2 separate regions of the Homo sapiens genome follow, and region 1 is linked to region 2. A link is a contact called in ENCODE Hi-C or POLR2A ChIA-PET data. All regions are on one chromosome and are shown on one strand. Each heading gives the region's core, a stretch centred on a gene start or an enhancer-like site at or near the end of the contact. The rest is flanking DNA. Distances are from core to core; before and after follow the strand shown.

Region 1 (3,985 bases), core at 844-3,343, 130 kb before region 2:
TACAGAATGGGAAAAAATATTTGCAAACTTTATATCTTAGGCACAGTTAATATCCAAAATGTATAAGAAACTCAACAGCAAGAAAAGAAATAACCTGATTAAAAATGGGAAGAGAATCTGAACAGACTTTTCTCAAAAGAAGATACAAATGGCCAACAGGTATATGAAAAAAATGTTTGTCACCACTAATCATCAGGGAAATGCAAATTAAAACCAAAATGAGATATCACCTCACATTTGTTAGAATGGCTACTATCAAAAGACAAAAGATAACAAGTATTGACAAGGGCATGGAGAAAACCTCTTGTATACTGTTTGTGAGAATGTAAATTAGTACAGTCATTATGGAAAATGGCATAGAGATTTCCCCCCCAAATTCAAAGTAGAGCTATCATATGATTCTCACATACTTTTAAACCATACCTGAGCTGTGTCTTCTCAAGGGAAAGTCTATGATGTTAGATCTTTCTTTCAACTTCAAGTCCCACTGGCCACAAGTTGTTCAAAGAACCTAATAAGTCTTAGTGGCTATTTTAAACTCCTACTATCCCAGCTTGGGAAATTAAGAAAAGATGACCTTCAATTTGTGGTCTACTTTGGGACCGTGACTTTGGCTGATCTCCAAGTCCTGACTTGAAAACTCTAGTGAGAACAACCAGTGTAAAACTGAGCTCAATGCCTTTTGGTATTTCTGAGACAGAACACATGAACCAGGAACCAAGCCAAAAATAATTGGAGATGGAAGTCAGTGATATATTCAAAGGCATTTAAAAAGTATCGGTATCAATATCAAACAGAGAAAGCTCTTTTAAATGAGGGGTTTTGTTTCTGAAGTATTAAGTTCCATCTTAGATGGAACCTACATAGAACCTTCAGAGTCAGGAACTGAAAAGTAGAGTATTTGATGGCAGTGGCTCTAAACCTATAGTGGCATGTCAGCACTAAGATGTTTGTAAGACCAGACATTTCAGTTGATATATAGATAATGTGTGTACCTCTGTGTGTGTGCATGTGTGTGTGTGTGCGTGTGTGTGTGTTTAGGGTAATGGTGGTTGGAGGAGTCAGTCATTTTAAAAACCTCTCCAGGTGGGTCTGACTTGGCTTTCAGCTCTGCCTTGAAAACTCCTGACCATGAACCTTGCCACAGTTGACAGTCTTACCAAGTCCACTGATTAAGAGGCCTGAGCACAGTTTGGAGGGAAAGAACTACCCATAGTTAGGTGGAACCCTGCTCAACTCAAAGCAGGAGGTCAGTGAGTACTTGAGGAATATCAAGTAAACTTTAACCGACCCAAGAAGTTTGTGGCGGAGGGGAAAGCCTGATAACAGGAGTGTAACCAAAGTCCTTAATGCCTTGTTCACATTATAGTGCCATGGCCAAGCATAAATGGCACGGTCAGGCTGCCTGGGTCCAAATCTAGCTCTTCCACTTACTGGTGGTACAATTTTGGTAAGTTATTCTCTATGCCTCTATTTCTATAAAATGAAGACGATAATAAGAGTTTTTTGGGGGATTTTAAATGAGTGTCCCTGTAAAGCACTTAGAATGGTGACAAGTACATAGTAAATATTTACTATTTGTTAGTTGTCATTATGTCATCTTTATTATTATTCTCCCATCTCTGACTCAATCTCTTGACCAGGAAGGCTCCTGGTGTCTTCCATCTTCTCCTCCATGTGTTCCTGCTCCAGAAAGTTTCCACCCAAGTAATTATTTCCTGTCCTTTCCTCTTATTCAAACCTGACCTGCCCCATTAGGGCTTAACCAGCCATGCTCTTTTCCTGGTCTAAATTCCCTGGGGAATTAGAAACCACACCATCTAGCACCATTTCTGGGCTGTTAGATTACACCTAAGAAGTAAAGGATTAATTTTATTGTGTGCTACATTATTTCATTGTTTTACATTCTCGCTTGGTTACTTCTTGTTGTCAACTAGGTTGTAAACTAAAGGTCAGAGGCTGAACCTTTTCCATCTTTTGTAACCACCATAAATCCTTAATGCCAAGTGTACAGCTGGTGCTTGAGGAAAAGAGGAGGTATGGCAAAGGTGAAGACCGTGGCTCGACTTGCCTTCCTGGGCTCAGGTCCAGGCATGACTAGGAGGTGTTGTGTAATCTTGAGCAGGACATTTCACTTTCTCAAGCCTCTGCTCATTACTCTAATAGTTTTTGAGGAGTAAATAATATAATTCATAAGACACTTAGCAGATAACTTGGCAGTTTGTAATTGCTCAGTAAATGTTTATAAACAGAAGCAAGAGATGACACTGAAATTAATAGGAGATCCCTGATCCATGGTTAAGATCCTTATTGGGGTATTACTCAGAACCTTGTTATTTCATCTGTATTTGAATCTCCTTCATGCTGTTCAGGACAAAGAATTCTAGAGGACATTGGCACCGCCCGGAAACTCACTTTTTTCAATGTAACCTTCTCCATATTGTTGTTTGATGTCTGGAGACAGCTGCTCCCAAATGGCGAGTTTTTTTTCAATTACCTTTACTGGATCTGCCAAGTTTGTTTTGAACAATCCTGGTTCAATGCATGAGACGTGCACACCAAAAGCTTTCATGTCCCGTCTGTGAAAAGAACCCATTGAAGATGTTTAATCCGGGTTTGTTTAGAAAATATTTGCTATTTGAGTGACTATTTTCTCACGAATCTTTTCATGGAATCACAGATTTGGGTGCATTTGAAAGAAATATCTTATTCTCTCTCCCTTTCATTTTGCAAGTGAGGAAACTGAGGTTCAGAGTGGTGAAGTGAGGACTAGTTAACGGCAGGACAGGAAAGGGATCTGGGTGGACACCACCCCCAGTCCACTGTTGTTCTTCCTAGAGTGTTCTCCACGCTCTCATCATTGACTAAGTGGACATTCAGGTTATGAACAGGTTTCTTATCAGTACTTAAACCACCTTATGGTGAAATGAACTAATGATAGCCTGGATGGACAAGTTCACCTCCATTCTAGCAACATAAGGAGATTGCAGCACAAATGAGGATGTGCTGAAGGACACAATACGATAATCCCTGATGTGACTAACCTGCTCCCTATGCTGTTGAGCAAGTTTTATTTTATTTTATTTTATTTTATTTTATTTTATTTTATTTTATTTTATTTTATTTTATTTTATTTTATTTTATATCATGCTGCAGCAGAAAACTAAAAGCCTACTCATTCCCTAGGCATCAAGGTTTTACAGGAATCATGGTGCCCCTTTCTTTAAAGCAAACCAATATACAGATGTTCCTGTGGGGTCACATCCTGATAAACTCATTGTAAGTTGAAAATATCCTATGTCAAAAAATGCATCTAATATACCTAACCTGTCAAACATCATGGCTTAGCCTAGCCTACATTAAACGTCCTCAGGACACTTACATTGGCCCACAATGGGGCAAAATCATCTGGCCACACAGTGCCCTGCAGCATAGCAGTTCTTTGCCCTGTGATTGCAACGGCTGACGGGGAGCTGGGGTTTACTGCCACTGCACAGCATCGCGAGAGAGTATTGTACATATTGCTGCTGGTAAAAGATCAAAATTCCAAATTCTAAGAAAAGTTTGTAATGCATGCATCTCACTTTCACACCATTGTAAAGTTGAAAAGTCATGTTTAACATTGCAAGTCAGGGACCACCTGTACAGCAAACCAGTATATGAATAGTCGTTTCCTAAATTTGATTTATTTTCCTACCAGGAATATATAATATAAGGAAGTATTTATTCATTTTATAAAACTCTTCACCATAAGATTTTTAAAAGCTCTATTAGTGGACTTAAAATGTAATTTATTTTTTCTTAGGTTCTGCTTTCTAGCAACGTTATTATTGTAAAGTTTGAAATATATTTTACTAAAAATGCAAGTTAGCTTGACCTTGAAATATTCTGTAAGGTATATGACTTGTACTAAAATTAAAAAAGATTATTTCCCAACTTACTTTTGTTTTATTCACCTGTTGCCCAATTTCCTCTAGATTGTGGA
Region 2 (3,925 bases), core at 850-3,349:
TAGTATTTAGTCCCCCAAGTTAGTTGTTTTTATTTGCAGTGAGAAGTGGTACACAGCTTCAGAGAAGGGGAGAGACAGATGTTGTCAGTTTCTGAAAAGGGATGGTGTTTCTAGTGGATGAGAGAGGTAAACCTGCCTAGCACATGCACTGCCCATGGCCTCATGACAGCCTAGGCTAGACAGCTCGAATGATCTGGAGAATGGTGAAAGAGAGAGACTTAAAAAATATAAAGTAGATATCCAAGGGGCCAAGGACATAGGTCTTCCCATACTCAGAACTGGAAGGTAGTCAGTCATATGTTGATGGCCTCTCCTGCTCCACAAACTCCTACCTTGGCATCCATTGCTCTGCATTTGCTTTTTAGGTCCTTGACCTTAAGTCTCCTCCTATCAAGCACCTTGTTCTCACCAGCTGACACAAGCCTATTCTGCACACCTTCTGGAGAAGACATCCTGACCTCTGTTACCTAACTGGGAGAAATGACTTCATTGCTGTGTAGTTTCAGGCTAGGTGGGAGGGAGTCTCTGGAGGTGTCCCAGAAGTTTGGTGGCAGGGAGTAGCGTTGAGGAGTGGTTTAATGCCTGGTCATAATGAGTCTTGGCAAGAGTCTGAATGTGCAAGAGCAAGGAAGAGGGAGGGCTTGAGGAAACTGCATGGTGTTGAACCTGGGTGACTAAGAGGATGGAAGTGCCATTAACAGAAAATGGGAACAAATTGGAGCAACTCAGTTGATACATTACTGCCTTCTCTGGAAGGCTAGATGAGCATATAGTAGGCAGGCACCACCTTGATATTTGTTTTGGTGAAATTTCACTTGGATGCAAAATGGTAGAGAAAGATATGTGAATGGATTCATCTAGATGGCACTAAAACAGTTGATGCAGGTCTCCTCATCACTCACATCTCTCTCTTTACACCATTTACTTCAGGTGATTCTTTCTAAAACACAGTCTTCAGCATTGCCTCTTAACCATTAAGACTGTTTACAAATGACTGAAAACCTAACCCAACTTGGATTTACCTTTAGAGAGACAGAATCAGCTCATATAACTAAATATTCCAAAGATGCTTTGGCTTCAGGCAAGGCTAGAGCTTCAGTGATATGTCCAAGCTAGAAAATAGTTTCTCTCTCTTCCTTTCTCAGCTCTACTATTTCACTGTTGGCTTCATTTTTCAGAAAGCTTCTTTTTTTGAAGGTCTCAACATAATTGTCAACAGCTCCCAGCACTAAATACTTTAAGATTAACCTAGAGGAGAATGGGGGCCTCCTTCCCAGGAGTCTGGGGGAGGGAAGAGGAGGGTGGAGTCTGAACCAATCACTTCCCATGCTTGTCATGTACTCAGTATATTCAGCAAGCAACCCTGTCCTCCCCTGTCTCCATGCTTATGTTTATACATTCTCTCAGTCAGAAATGCTCTTTTCTATAGTCTACAAATCCCCATATCCTACCTTAGCCATCTCATCCATGAATCTTGCCTTGGTAACACCTGCCATACATTTCTTTTTCCTTTGACTTTCCATACTCTTTATTCAAACCTGCCTAATAGCACTTACCACATTCTTCTTTACCTTAGGGTGTGGTACAGGCCTCTTCTATAAGGTTTAAATTTTTTGAAGGAGAAATCTGTTATTGGCTAGTCTTTGTGTCCCCAACATCACCTGGCATTGGTTTGTAAGTTGTAGATGCCCAATAAGCTTCTGTTGAATTAATGAATAAATGAATGAACACATTGAGCTAAATTATATTTCAACAAGATACTCATTCATGCATGTCTGAATGCAGGGTAGTATATAGCCTGGAGAAAATCTCATCAGAGGCCCTATTTCCTCATATCATTTGTAACCATGCTAAAGTGAACACATCAGGTATGAGAGAAAGATATCAAGACCACAATCTAAGCCAGAAGGAAAGTAAAGGAAATAGACTGTTGCCAAGGCAGCAATTAGCAGAACCATGTGGGTTTGGAAAGTATTTGAGCCTTAGGTGGTTTTTTGATGAACTGGTAGGACAGCTTTGCTCCCTTTCTCTTTCTCCCTCCCTGACTACACTCTGAATCTGGGTCCAACACTTGCAAGAGTTTAGGGCCCAGAGCAATCAACCTGATTAGCTCTGCCCTAAGATTAGCTCTGTCAAACCTAACCTGCAAGCTCCCTTTCCTGGTTACCATGTGACCTACCAAACATTTCTATTTATTTGACATATGAAATGTAAACTTGGACACCAGTTGATCCTGCTCCAATCTGGCCACAGTCTACACTGTTTCATCTTTCTGTTTATTTACAGGGCTTCCATCCGGCAACGCTCCAAGTCTCAGCTTTCTTACCTGGTGCACGAACCTCCATTAGCTGTTGTAGATCATAAGTCTACCTATGAAGAAGATAGAAAGGTCAGGCACCAACTGCTTATGGGGGGGAATGGAAGAAGTCTCTCCTGGGGACTGTTGGGTACCCTTTAAGCCTGAGAATATGAGTTTTCTAGGTATATATCTAGCAGTGTTTCAAGTCAGACTAAAAGACAGAGCATTAAGACCTAATGAAAACTCTAAGTTTTACACAATATTTTTAATGCAGATTAGTTAATTGATTATTTTTAAGAATACAAGGTAATGAAAACTGGACTTCGGAGGGTTAATTGTCTTAGACAAACTATTCTAACAAACACAGAATGTGTGAATTCTAGATATTTAGCAGATTATTTGCTCATATGTAGAAATCCTTTTATAAAAGTTGTTAAGAATACCTGAAAGCTTTTTTCTCAAATTTTAAAATTTCTTTCTTAAATTACAATAATTTTGGCAAAAATACCTTGATCAACAAAAGTGTTTGAATAGGCTAGCCCTTATTACAAGTTATCAAAATATTTGAATTAATGGAGGCCAATTAGGTTTCACAGACATTTGTTGATTTCATACAATTTTTATAATGGTTTTAAGATACATTTAAAATAATACTATCAATTTTAACATAATTCAAGGTAGCATAAAATTAAAGAGCTAGGAAAGCAAACAACATGTATAGCAATACACAATTTCTTCCTAAGGATGCAGGTGTCCTGCTGTTGTAGACATTGTCTAATTTTCACATAAACAGACCACCCATTCTCCTCCAAGCCTTTCCTCATTACTGCACGTTACATGTCAGCCCTGATACTTTTACGTTCATTCCCCTACCACCCTTCGTTAGAAAATTTTCATGGCAATTTTCTTATTGAGCCTTAATCAAAGTCATGTTGACTTATCCCCTTTCTAAATTATAAGCCTCTGAAAGTTAGTGATACACCTTATTTGTGTTTGAATCAACTTGGTTACCTAACCCAGTGCCTTGCACTTAGTAAGGCATCAGGAGATTTTAAAAATTAGAATGAAAACATGAATTTCTACAATAAAATAAAACCCCAACTGCAAGATTTATCAAAGCAAATAAGTCAGAGAATTTTTAAATTACAAGCACATCCATTATGCATGATATAATTTCAAATTGTCTTAAATAAAATTCCAACACGTGAATCCACTAGGCAGTAATTACAAACATTGATTCATAATGGACAAATTTGGAATAAAGTAGAGTACTCTTTATGACCGTATGAAAATGACAAGGGAGTGATTGGGTTCTCTTTTGTTTTTAATGTATTAATACTGAATAAACAGAGGTCTCAATTTCTAACACAGGCTTTAAATAAATTCCATGGAAGACTTTTTCTCAGGAGCAGCAGGATGAATCACAGTGAGAGAAAACACATTTAGCAAGCATAGTTTCTTACTGCATCCTGCCACTAAAGACTCAACCTCTCTTCTAGTTCTAGAAATAGCTATTTCATTGAGTCCATGGTGCTGTCCCAGATAACTATAAGATGTATTATATAAGAGCAGGAGTTTAATAGAGCTTCAGGGGAGAAAGAACCAAACACTACATTGACATTTCTA

The links. A loop is a pair of places that touch in the nucleus more often than their neighbours do. ChIA-PET counts read pairs that join two places held with the same protein, here RNA polymerase II (POLR2A). Pooled maps may share reads with other maps.
Region 1: a map of PC-9 shows a loop between it and region 2 (12-fold over the local background). The contact joins two enhancer-like sites. A Hi-C loop is called at or near these places in 31 of 168 maps with a recorded cell type or tissue (CD4-positive, alpha-beta T cell, CD4-positive, alpha-beta memory T cell, CD8-positive, alpha-beta T cell and 20 more), 19 of 37 single-sample maps with no recorded cell type and 29 of 50 pooled maps. POLR2A ChIA-PET finds 5 or more read pairs at or near these places in 5 of 52 experiments (CD4-positive, alpha-beta T cell, CD4-positive, alpha-beta memory T cell, Caco-2 and 2 more).

The regions. Positions count from the first base shown.
Region 1 is chr2:169,090,384-169,094,368 of GRCh38, reverse strand. DHRS9 (dehydrogenase/reductase 9) reads right to left here. Exons shown (of 5, transcript NM_001376924.1): 4 at 2,416-2,579. Among named protein-coding and RNA genes, the nearest start is that of DHRS9, 23 kb to the right of the region's middle. Within about 2 kb of position 2,093, at least 6 of the 41 ENCODE cell types and tissues checked have a DNase peak (open chromatin) inside an H3K27ac peak, as active enhancers do; they include PC-3 and PC-9, where a contact is called at or near this core.
Region 2 is chr2:168,962,670-168,966,594 of GRCh38, reverse strand. It overlaps ABCB11 (ATP binding cassette subfamily B member 11), which reads left to right. Exons shown (of 28, transcript NM_003742.4): 18 at 2,287-2,389. Among named protein-coding and RNA genes, the nearest start is that of G6PC2, 63 kb to the right of the region's middle. Within about 2 kb of position 2,099, at least 4 of the 41 ENCODE cell types and tissues checked have a DNase peak (open chromatin) inside an H3K27ac peak, as active enhancers do; they include PC-3 and PC-9, where a contact is called at or near this core.